3 separate regions of the Homo sapiens genome follow, and all the other regions are linked to region 2. Evidence: chromatin contacts called from ENCODE Hi-C or POLR2A ChIA-PET data. All regions are on one chromosome and are shown on one strand. Each heading gives the region's core, a stretch centred on a gene start or an enhancer-like site at or near the end of the contact. The rest is flanking DNA. Distances are from core to core; before and after follow the strand shown. Region 1 overlaps LRMDA (leucine rich melanocyte differentiation associated). Region 2 overlaps LRMDA (leucine rich melanocyte differentiation associated). Region 3 has its middle 240 kb from the start of KCNMA1-AS1.

What was found. A loop is a pair of places that touch in the nucleus more often than their neighbours do. ChIA-PET counts read pairs that join two places held with the same protein, here RNA polymerase II (POLR2A). Pooled maps may share reads with other maps.
Region 1: a map of ovary shows a loop between it and region 2 (3-fold over the local background). The contact joins two enhancer-like sites. A Hi-C loop is called at or near these places in 4 of 168 maps with a recorded cell type or tissue (IMR-90, ovary, prostate gland and 1 more) and 6 of 50 pooled maps. POLR2A ChIA-PET finds 5 or more read pairs at or near these places in 1 of 52 experiments (AG04450).
Region 3: a loop to region 2 is called in a map of sigmoid colon, with 9 times the contacts of the local background. The contact joins two enhancer-like sites. A Hi-C loop is called at or near these places in 2 of 168 maps with a recorded cell type or tissue (IMR-90 and sigmoid colon) and 5 of 50 pooled maps. POLR2A ChIA-PET finds 5 or more read pairs at or near these places in 2 of 52 experiments (AG04450 and Panc1).

What each region holds. Positions count from the first base shown.
Region 1 is chr10:76,556,775-76,560,862 of GRCh38, forward strand. LRMDA (leucine rich melanocyte differentiation associated) reads left to right here. Exons shown (of 7, transcript NM_001305581.2): 7 at 435-3,394. The coding sequence ends at 514. Among named protein-coding and RNA genes, the nearest start is that of KCNMA1-AS1, 330 kb to the right of the region's middle. Within about 2 kb of position 2,022, at least 7 of the 41 ENCODE cell types and tissues checked have a DNase peak (open chromatin) inside an H3K27ac peak, as active enhancers do; they include ovary and sigmoid colon, where a contact is called at or near this core.
Region 2 is chr10:76,249,475-76,253,461 of GRCh38, forward strand. All of the region lies in intron 5 of LRMDA (leucine rich melanocyte differentiation associated), which reads left to right. Among named protein-coding and RNA genes, the nearest start is that of KCNMA1-AS1, 640 kb to the right of the region's middle. RefSeq lists a silencer at 2,497-2,791. Within about 2 kb of position 2,722, at least 6 of the 41 ENCODE cell types and tissues checked have a DNase peak (open chromatin) inside an H3K27ac peak, as active enhancers do; they include ovary and sigmoid colon, where a contact is called at or near this core.
Region 3 is chr10:76,647,895-76,651,874 of GRCh38, forward strand. No RefSeq gene overlaps it. Among named protein-coding and RNA genes, the nearest start is that of KCNMA1-AS1, 240 kb to the right of the region's middle. Within about 2 kb of position 2,122, at least 3 of the 41 ENCODE cell types and tissues checked have a DNase peak (open chromatin) inside an H3K27ac peak, as active enhancers do.

The DNA of each region.
Region 1 (4,088 bases), core at 772-3,271, 310 kb after region 2:
AAGGGTATCAAAATAGTCACATTCTGGGAAGATTGTTCTACATCTTTTACTTGGGCTGGGTTCATCTTTAAACTCTTAATTTTCCATTCTTTGAAACTCTACTAAGGGAAACTGGCGTGAGGAGAGGCTACATTCTGGGGAGTAATTGGCCAAATTAGAAAAGTACCTAGCATGTGGAAGAGAAGTCATGCAGAAAGTGATATTCCTAGGAGCCTATACTTGTAGTGACATTTTATTTCAATGTCAACTCTGAGGTTGACAGAATCTTCTTGTCTGTGAGGACAAAAAGGGAGAGTTCTTCCCTTCTGGAGCTTCATCCACTTTCTGCTGCCCATTGGATCTATGATTATCTTGCATGTCTGCTTTTCAGCACCTGTGTTTCCCTGCTATGCTAAGTGTGCCACCTGTAATGATGTGTGTCTTTTTATTTGCAGGTGTCCTGGGGAAGTGTCGCTACGTTTACTATGGGAAAAACTCAGAGGGCAACAGGTTTATCCGAGATGACCAGCTCTGAAGCCAACTTCTGTATACCTTCACCCATTTCATGAAAATAAAATCAAAAGGGAAATCAAAAATAAAGAAAACGCTAAAGAAAAAACAATAGCCCACATTGCCTCTCTTTGGGAAAAGCTATGACTTCAGCTTTTGGTACCTTCCGCTGACTTTGCCAGGCCTGTCAAGATGATCCTTCTGCCTTAGACTGAGTGGTCACATAGAGATTGACATGATTGCCCTTAAGCAGGTCTCATCCACCAGGGTGACAGACAGCGGTGGCAAAGCAACAGGGCTGACAGCATGAACACCATGATAGATTGCCTGGTCCTGCCACTGCTCACAGGGGAGCAGAGGTCACACCTGGGGCCTCCCTGGACATGCTCAGTGGCTGCAGTCAAGTGAGAAAGACTGTCCTCAGCTCGCCTATTGAATTGAAATCCCTCTGATACCATCGTGCTGTGGGCTTATTTTTAGTGAAATAGTCACAGTTTAGGGGATGGCCATTCTCCCTCACTCCTTTTAAATCTTAACGTCCTGTATTCTGCATATACATAGCTCCCGTCTCTTCCCCTCCACCTTCCTTTAGCATCGATTTTATGACAGGTGGTGCATTTCAGTTTGCAGTTTTTCGGAGAACAAGGTATAACTTCCCAGCCAGGTCATACATTTATGGCTGGCTTCATGTTGCTACAATCCCTTTATTGGCGTAAATAGCTTTCCCTAAATCCCTGACTACAAAAGCGTGGACTTTTATCTTGTTTCATTCAACTCTAAATCCACTTCTTGCCCTGAATATGATGCAGTGTAAGGCATAAGGCATCTTTCTCAGCATGAGGGTTTGGTTGCACCAGGGACTCTTATTTATTAATTTATTTTTAACCGTACACACTTCCAGTGATGCCTGTGGCCATACTTGTGCGTGGGGCTGGCTTGCTCCTTTGGGTGCTATTTAAAGGGAGTGAGGTGATGAAAGATAGAGTGAAGGGTCAGGAGGTTAAAAAACAAAATTAAGACTGTTGAAAACACCCACCAGACCAAAGAGTTTTTATAGAAGGCACAAACCTTTTGGATTTTGCATCTTTGTCATGACCTCTCAGAAATCAAATCCACAGGTTGTGAGACAGTGCTCTGTCTTCCTGTATGCTTGGCTGTGCACTAGCACTAATGTCACAAGGAACATAAGTGTGATCATTGCTAGTTGGGTGACTCAAAGTTTATCTAACTTGCTGGTGCACCAGTCAAATCACTCTAGAAGATGTTCAAAAGGTTGATTGATTGTTCTTGACACGATAGTGTTTATTTTTCTGCTTCTTCCATTTAGACCAAGTGTTCATTGTCCTCCCAGTATTAGGTCAGTTTGATGACAGCAAAACCTGAAAGAGAATCCCTCCAAGTTATAGATACTGAGGGACTAGGAGCTGCTATTGTAAAACTATGGGGACTCAGAATCCCTAAGCTGCCCAAGGAGAACCTACTTTCTCAGCTCTAGCCCGTTTACATAGCCTCTGGCCCACTGAGTCAACACAGGCCTTGAATGACATGTATTGAGGCTGGCAGGAGTCCCTGTTTGAGATTACACAACCTTTGTTAATCAGTTCTTTAGACAAGTTAACATTAAAATCCTCAAAACCATGAAAAATTGGAGAATGTTGAATGTTTGCATTTATCTCTCAAATCCATTAGTAACTGGATTTGAGTACCTTTTCTCTGTTTGATCTACAAAACAGCACTGGAAAAATGCTTTAAATTATCTGCATTTGGTCCCACCCTGGGTCATTGTTTAGAAGCATCAACACATGTTTTCTCCCTGGCATAATATGGGCAGCCAGAATTCTGTGCAAGGGCAGCTAGACGAGTCAGATGTCATATCCAATCTAGCCACACATATATCCTTGTCTTTATAAAAGGCTTTAACCCTGCCTCAAACAATAAAAAAGCACTTGTGAACTGACCACAGAATTTTTCCATCTTTATTTTTCTTACTTGTTTACTTTTTTTAATGTCAGAACCATTTGTATCATGCGCAGGAATGTCTCCCTCAATGTGAGCTTTGGAGGCAAAACATATTTTTGGAGTGAGTTATTGACCACATTGTTTCCCTCTCTTTGGGTTGTTTATTTTCTTCCAGAATGGTGTAATAACTTTAATTAAGATTAGCTTTAATTATAAATTACCTAAAGGCCATCACTAAGGTATATTCATCTTATTGATAGAATTATAGTCAGCTTTGTTTCTCTTAAGCAGGGATAGTGATAATGAAGTGCTGGGTTGGTTACAGTTCCACTGTGTGTTAACCAAAATTTGCTGTGCTAGAGCTAGACTTTGGTCTGAATTGGCAGAGGTAGAACCCATGTTGCATGTTTATCCTAAATCTGTAGGAATTTCCCAAACCTTGTTTTTCAAAGTTGAGAAGTAGAAAGTAATAAATTCAATCAGGGCCCAGACATGTTTTGTACCCCCTTTACCCTTTGGTCTTTCTTCCTTTTATCCTATTCCACTGAGCTTGTTCTTTGGGGATTGTGGTGCCTGACATCACTGTCTTTCCTCCCCTAGGACACTGACTTGAGTGGAGAGACCTCGGCAATTCAAGGCTGTCCTGCAGCTCTCTGTTGCCTCAGCAATGTCAGGACGACTGTCTCTTTCCTAAGTAACATAATTTTAAAGAACAATTTGTTCCTCAGGGAATAATGTCTTGGATTGTGGGGAATCCTATTAAAAGTACAACTATTGCAGTCATTTGCTTTTACTTTTACCAGCCTCACTCATAAACCCTCCATCTGTTTGTTGCTTTAAATAGAAGCACATTATAAGAGATTATCACTTGATCAGGCTGCATGTCTGAGTGTTGTGTGTTTTCACATACTCATGTATACTAAGGAATAAAAGAAAGCAAACCACAGATTCTGGATGAAAGGATTTTTCATTTGTTTGTGTGTGTGTGTGTGTGTGTGTGCATGTGTGTGTTTCCAGCGGAGATGTATCTTGTACATTTTCAAGGGAAAAATGTCTTTCTTGCTGTTTTCAAGAAATAACCTGGCTGTCTTTCTTCTTTTCTTTGTTAACATGCAGACCAAAAACAATCCACAGGACCCTTTTCATCAAAACAATAATGGTGTTTAGTACTTGCTACTTGCAAGGGCAGCCTAAATCAGGTCTGTGTGGCTGCAACACAGGTAATGCCCAGCGTGGACACAATAGTACCCATTGAGACTCTTCCCTGCTGTCCATCATTGTAGCTGATCCAATGTGACCTTTGACCACTTGCTTCTTCCGGTTCTGTTTCCAGGAAGAAACCTTCACTGAAGAAGGGCGCTACCATTACTCGATTCTCTCTAAGTTGTTCAAATACCATGCAGGAAACTGACTGTTATGAGTAAGACCTGGAAAGGAAAATGACACCAGAGAAGCACAAAGAATGTTGATTACCTGTTTATATGACAACTGGACCATCGGCTTGTGGTACAGTGTTGTGTATTACTTCTTCTAATGCATCAGCAACCCCTCAAATGACCCAAAGAACATTGAAAGCCACAACCACTGTTCAAAATATTGTCTTCCTACAAGTCTACCTGAAATTTCCCAGCATTGGGAGT
Region 2 (3,987 bases), core at 1,472-3,971:
ACCCATGAAGGAAGAGGAATCCACTCTTATGGTATCAGAGCTTTATGAACCCTTTCTTAATATTAGAATGGAATCCTACAGCCAAGAGAAAACTGTGTCTCACATTCAAAGAGGCAGACATTGGAAGGAAAATATTCACCTTCTGACAAGTTTTAAAGAAACAGAAAATATTGCTTCTTTTTAAATATTTGCCTGGGTTTGATCACTTAATATTTTTTAATAGGTCACAATACTGCATTTCCAGGTAGATCGACTAAAATGCTTGGAGAATGGTTCTGTTTAATTTATTTGCCTAGTTAACTTACAGCAAACCACAAATTATTTATTTATGTATTTATTTATTTTTTGAGACAGTTTCACTCTTGTTGCCCAGGCTGGAGTGCAATGGCATGATCTTAGCTCACTGCAACTTCAGCCTCCCAGGTTCAAGTGATTCTCTTGTCTCAGCCTCCTGGGTAGCTGGGATTACAGGCATGTGCCACCACGCCTGGCTAATTTTGTTTGTATTTTTAGTAGAGATGAGGTTTCGCCATGTTGGCCACCTTGGTCTTGAACTCCTGACATCAGGTGATCCACCTGCCTCGGCCTCCCAAAGTGCTGGGATTACAGGTGTGAGCCACCTCACTGGGCCACAAATTTTTCATTTAACACAGTTGAATATGATTTCATGACTAAGGTTCTCATTGCTGAGTTATCATTCTTCAGCTGGAGAAGGGGAGAGGGAAGGTGCACTGATTCCCAAAGATCCCCTGGCATATTGTGAAGCAAGATTGAAAGATGTATCCTGGAAAAAATTCATTAGTTTGACTCTCTTTTTAACTGCATTCCTATAAATTGAGACTCTACTCATTTAAGGTGGTTATGAGAATTGAGTGGATATAATGGGATACAGAGGGTGGCACATTGCAAGCTTTGATGATAAATTATGGATGTTATGATATGTATGTACTTTCATTTGTAAGTAATGATTTTTATAAAATATTATGATACATTTCTAGGCTGACCTTGAAGGAGAATACTAACATAACTTTGGAAAACCAAAAAATGAAAAAAGGGTATCCGTTTCTCATCATGAATAGGTTTCAAATCTCGTATTTGGAGCATTTCAATTTAAGTTTGAAGAAGCAGGACTGAGGTCACATTTTTCTCCATTGGACATTCTTTCTGATGAATAAGTATTAAAACTGCTTTGAATTTGGTTTCCCCCTTAGATAAGAAATTATTTTTTCCATACAGTCTTTTCTTTGCACCTGAAGGAGCATTGAGGGTGAAAAATAGAGGCCTGTTTCCTGTTCCTAACTGGAGCCCTCCAAGGTTGTCAAACTAGAGCAACAACTTTGTGGGATTTATGCCTGGGACCTGTCAAAGTAGAATTATCATAGCAAACCCTCTCTGCTATCAATCAGAGGGGTATTGGGGATGGCAAGGGCAGGCATTTTTCAAATTTCTTTACTGTGCATATTTAGTCTTGTGCCTGGGGGAGGAAGAGCTCCTTTGAACAGTTCTTGTAGATTTCTTTTCCATCAGATGGCAGCTCACAAAACTACTTAATCTTCCCCAAAGGGCTTCTCTCATTGGCCTGCTGAGAAAAACAGCCAAGGAAGAGAGAGTGGGGGAAGACAGGGACAATCCAACAGCAAATCCTAGAAAATAACGCATTGCTTTCAGAGGACGTATGGTCTAAGTCTGGTCACACTGATATCATGACTTAGAAAAGCACACTGTCCATTGAAGGTTATCTCCCGTCGCTTCTTTTTTTTTTTTTTTTTTTTTTTTTTTTTTTTTTTTTGAGACGGAGTCTCGCTCTGTCACCCAGGCCGGACTGCGGACTGCAGTGGCGCAATCTCGGCTCACTGCAAGCTCCGCTTCCCGGGTTCACGCCATTCTCCTGCCTCAGCCTCCCGAGTAGCTGGGACTACAGGCGCCCGCCACCGCGCCCGGCTAATTTTTTGTATTTTTAGTAGAGACGGGGTTTCACCTTGTTAGCCAGGATGGTCTCGATCTCCTGACCTCATGATCCACCCGCCTCGGCCTCCCAAAGTGCTGGGATTACAGGCGTGAGCCACCGCGCCCGGCCCTCCCGTCGCTTCTAAGTATCATGTGGACATTTAGCAACAGCACAAAGCTGACAGTGCTATCATAGCGGTGTGAGTATTCTTCTGTCCTCCAGAGCCATTTCCCACATTTGTCAAGACAAAGGTTGAAGGGGACCGGACAAGGGAAATGGGTCACCCATTCATTCCCATCTGTCAGAGGTTTGCTTTGTCATGATAACATTCAAGGAGCATGTTTATCTATCCCGCTACTGGAGGTTAAGGCAAGGGTAACAAGAAGAGAAGAAACCCTGTTTGAAAAGTTTACAAATCCTGCCGTGAGGGCTGTAAACAGAGTCCAGCCGGTGGTGGAGCGTGTTAAATACTGCCACATTGATAGGGACCTGGTTCCCCGGCACTAGAAATCCACTCATGTAAACAGAGGAACTGTTGCTGTGAATCGGGTCTGTTTTGACTTAAAGTCTAAGAAACACATTGCCTTCAAAGTGAATTCTTAGGTGTCACTTCCCATAAGTTATGGCAGAAGATTACAAAGCTACTGATATAACATATTAGTTTGATGGACAGAATTATACCCCCAACGCTTCCTGCTCTCCCCAATGACGCACACTAACTTAGTGTACTGTGACAGCTGCCTTGATTTACCACCAGTCCGGGAGGCCAACCGGGAGAAGGAACGTTCACATGGACGCAGGGCCTGAGACTGGCCTGGAGCCTAGTTTATAAAGCTGCCCTGTAATTCACCACAAATGTGTCACCATTAAAAGAGGAAAAAAGGATTGCAGATAATAAATACTCTTTAATTTATTAGCTAACAACAAAGAGATCAGAGCCAGTTGTGATGTGATTGTTTGACATAATATTGTCAAGGAAAAAAAAGCTAAGTTGACCAGAGAGGTAAATTACACATTCAAGCAGATGCATCAACTCTTGGCTTGTCATAAGCCCAGCTAAACAAAACACCACACAGAGGGGAGGACTGGCCAAGAGCAGAGCCATTTATCTCTGAAAGAGACATATTCAAGAGCAAGTGAAATAAGACATAGTTCTTTTGGACTTGGTCAGAGGCCAGGTTTTAACTGTTATAAATTAAATGTTTTGTGTATAGGATTTGGCAATTCTAGTTGCCTTTGTCATGGTAGGGAGATGTTAGGTTTTTCTGCCTGTCTTAAACTCATGGTTTGGTCAGCTGGGGTGTGTGTCCTACTGCTAGATATTGGAGGATCACTACCTTTTGGTAATTAGCAGATATTGGGAAGGTTTCTGTATGTGGCTTGTGATAAAATCAGTGGCTTTAGAAAAACTTGTAATCGCCTTCGTTTTCTGCAATTCTTCCTCTACAGTTGTTGAGCAATACTCACACAGGTCACCAGGCAGGAATTCATATTGATATTAGACTCGTGGAACCTGAGGATTGGAAGAAACATTTCATCCCGCATCCCACCCAGGACATGCAGACAGTTGTGTATGAGCGGGGCAACTTCCAGGGAGGCCAGGCATCTGCCGTGTGTTATTGTAACATAGCTCAGAGTCAACCAGTGCTTTCTGGGCTTTTATTTTTATATAAGCGACTGCCCAGCAAAACTCTCCCATCCCTTGCTTGGGAAATTGAGTTTTCAGATCTAAGTGGGTACTTTTGCTTTGTTTTGCATATTATGGGTCTTTGGGTTTAGCCTATTGTTAGAACAGATTTCTGGGTTTTATTCAACAGTCTGGAGGCAAGGATAGAGTCCTGTGGGTAGGTTTAAGGACATTGATTCATGGATCAACATTTTTTTGATGTAGTTAATTGATCTGCTATGAATTGCATCTCATTTATTTTATTTGTTGCAAAGCAATATCATGGGGGATTTTTGTTAGATGTCTTATTGAAATCAATTTATAATGTTTATGGTCTCACTGATCTACCAGCTGAATAACTGTTTCTAAAAGA
Region 3 (3,980 bases), core at 872-3,371, 400 kb after region 2:
TTCTAATGTGGACTACAGCATAAGTTTAGTTAATTAAACCATATATTTTATTAGTTCTTGCACCTCCATCTTGTAAAACTATGCATTATTATTATGTTGAAGTGGGAGGGGTCACAAAATAACATAGCAGGGGTGTTTTTATTGTTATTATTATCATTATTTATTCTGGAGATTCAAGTAATTTAGGAAAAGTTAAGTTGCTTTATCTCTGCATGTTTCTGCTGCCCTTTGGACTCTGGGCACATTCTCTGTCTGAAGGTAGAGAAGGTGTGGACATATTGTCAAAAAACCAGGTCACAGTTTTGAGACCAGCTCCAGAGCTGATAGGAGAAACTCAAGAATAAGAGCAGCTCCCCCACATACACACCCACTTAGCTGTTTTCTTCCTTGACTTTGCGCCTTTCGGCAAGTGGCCTCTGGCATTTAAGACTATTCCTCTGCTCTTTAATTCATGCACAAAATAATAGGAAGTTTGAAATAGAATAATGGTTGTTTCAAGTTTTAAAGAAGTTGGACATGGTTTCTAGAATGGAAGTCTGAGCCATCCCCTAAGGCAGGCAGCTTGAGAAGGGGCTGGGGCAATGGAGAGGTTCAAGGCCTTGTTGGGCAGCACTGCAGGTGTGACCCACATTGCAGGCCACACCATGTTGGCAATTGAAATCTTGGGAGTCAAAGGAAATTGGATTGAAATCTTCCTCTGGCACTTACTAGCCATAACTGCAGAACAGATATGCAGTGATACTAGCCTTGGTTTTCTCATCTAAAAGTGGTGATACGGTTTGGGTCTGTGTCCCAGCCCAAACCTTATGTCAAATTGTAATCCCCAATGTTGGTGGTGGGGCCTGGTGGGAGGCGACTGGATCATGGGGGTGGATTTCCCCTTCCGTGCTGCTCTTATGATTGTGAGTGAGTGCTTGTGAGATCTGGTTGTTTAAAATTATGTAGCACCTCCCCTCTCTCTCTCTTCTTTTTGCTCTGGCCATGTGAAGATATGTCTGCTTCCCCTTCACCTTTGCCATAACTGTAGGTTTCCTGAGGCCTCCCCAGCCATGCTTCCTGTACAGCCTGTGGGACCGTGAGCCAACTAAAGCTCTTTTCTTTATTAATTACCTAGTCTCCGGTATTTCTAAAGTAGTGTGAGAACAGACTAATGCAAATGGGGTGCATAAAACTACCCCTTCAAGGTATTATTAAGGTTGAATGAGATATAATGTAAGCCAAGTAGTTAACACAGTGCTGATAAACAGTGTGTAATAATTGTGGGACCTGTTGCTACTGCTTCTGCCATGCCTCTTACTGTTGACATTCACAGTATCTAGCAGGTTTGATGAGTGGACACACAGCTCTGATGGGGGCTGCAAGCCCAGTGGGCCAAATCTGCAGGGTCGCTCAATGGTTGTACTGCCACATAGCTTGGCCCAAACCACTCTTGAATGAAGCTGACTGGCCTAGTAGCTCAAACTATAGTTCTGGTAAATTTCTTATGTTCTTTCTTGTGCTAATGTTGATCATTGAGTTGTGTTGTCATGTAGATCTCAACAGTTCCCTCCACCCATCCCTTGGTATTGGTAATAGCTATTGCCCTGGCTTTCCCATTAGGCCAGGCATCATGAGTGCCCAATGCCTGTGCCTCATGACTCTTCACTGCGCAGACAGAGGGAGTCCTTGCAGATGGATGCAGGTGACTGCCACCCCCTTTCCATAGAGAGACTGTCCCTAAGGCAAGACTGTCCCTAAGGCATTATGGGACCCCTTTCGGTGCCAACTCCTTTATAAACAACTCCCAAGAAATGTACTGGCTTTATCAGCAACTTCATTCTTCTCCCCTTCCCCCCGCCAAAGAATAAATAAAGAGCAGAGGCAAGATCTGTTTTGTTTCAACTTTTAAAGGCCTTTGAAGGCACAGCTATTTGAGAACAATAAAAAAAGAAAGCATTTTGTTCTCTTAACTGCTGTTCAGGTGGTGGAGGCCCCCCCACCGCCCCCATCCTTTCCACAGGGAGGGGAGTGGCAACGTTGTGTTTTATGGTGGCCAAAACCCTTCTCCTGCACCCCCTAGGAGAGCTCTCCAATTGTGCTGCCCTTCAGGACAGAGTCCACTGTGGAGCTTGTAATAAAACAAAGGCAATGAGTCACAGCAACATGACCAGGGTTGGCTGGAAGAGCCTTTGCTTGCTGCTGGAGTGTGGGTGGGGACTAGAGGAAGGAACCCCTGGAGGAAGAGTTCTTGCCTATAATGGATCCCATATGCCAAGGGCTGAGTTCTGATATTCTGCAGTCGCAAAGCACCTAGGCTTTGATTTTTATTTTATTTTGGATGGGTGGAGGGATAGAACCAGTATGTTATGGCCTCAGATCTCAAGTTGACAGTTCAGCATTGAATAAAGCATTAAACACAAACGTTAATTTTTTCCCCCATGTGCCTGTGTGTGGTCTTACCTCCCCCTTCTGCCTGTGGCTCTCAACTCCCTTTCCTTAAGACTTTCTTTATCACTTTTAAAAGTTACAAAGAGTTTTATGCTCTTAATTATGAAAATGCCACACACACCCCCAAACTGAGGTGATTGGAGGGAGGCTGACAATTTTCATAACGTATCTCCCTATGGATAGAGTCAAGTGGAAAGGTAGAGGACAGGATGTTGTAGGTTTCAGCAGACTCCAGACCTAAGTGCCAATATTTCTAGGCCAATCAGGTAAATTGGCCCCATGAACATCTAGTTGGGGTTGTTTTCTGTGCCTTAAGTTTAATATTATAGAATCTTCTCTCCTTTTTGTGGCTAATTTGAAGAGAGAAAAGCAAAGAAAGTTTTGTCCAGATCTATCCCACTGACAAATAGAAATCCTCAACTGTTTATAACTCCTGCAGCCCAGCAAGGCCTCCCCTGGCTTTATAGCTTTATATTTTCAACCTAATGTCAAACTCACACTCTTGCATGAGTCTATGGAACTTCAGTAATAAATGACTGAAAGCTGAACACTTCAGAGAGAAGGTAAGCTTAAACCATCATAGACTAAAAAGCCTTCCACAATCCCTGCAATGGATGGCAATCCAAGAAGACCCGGATGGAGCGCAGACCTGGAGCATTTTTCTTTTGATCTGATGGACTCCGTATCTCTGTCAAAACAAGGGGCTTTGCAGGAAGGCAGAAGCCAAACTACATTCCAGATGGAAAGGAAATCCAAGTGTCACCCGGGATGCTGGTGATCTGGTTTAGTCATTAAGAATGCCACAGCTAACAGAAAGCTTCAATCTGAGCCGTTAAGAATGTACTAGTTTTGCCTCTCAATCCCTACTGCGGGAGACCCCTGAACCTTTATTTTCCTTCCGAGGCTGTCCTGAGTTTTCTTCTTTAACATTGTCCCTGATTTATGGTATGTCCACATTTCCCTGGATAGTACCATCTTTTGAGTTATACATCATCAGAGTGACTCATTCTGATGATGTATGGCCCCAATACATCATCAAAGCTCCTTGCTCTGCCGTTGCACTAATGATATGTTAGTGTAATACATCACCAGGCTGAGCTGCAGCTGTGATGGATGGAGCTGAGGGTGATGGGAGTCCATAGAGAGGAGGCTGAGGAGGGGGTTCCGGGTAGGCTCAGGAGGAAAATTCTGCAATCCCAAGTCCACCTCCCTTCCTGGCACCAATGCCCATACTGAATTAACACTGTGGCATGCGTCCTTACAGAAACATGGAAACATACATCATCCTCCAAAGCAGTGTGAACTCAAGGCTCATGTATAGATCATAGACACACTAGAGGTTATATATATATATATATTATAGTGATATATATATCACTATAATTAAGGGGTAGGAGGACTCAGTTGGATTGAGCTGGGGCAATGAGAAACAAAAAAGCAGCAGAGCTTTGGAACAAAAACTTCATCAACAGGAGGGAAGTGAGTGCTCACAAGAGAATGCAGGAATCAGAAATCTACTACCTGCACTCATAATTCTCCAAAAGAATTGTAAT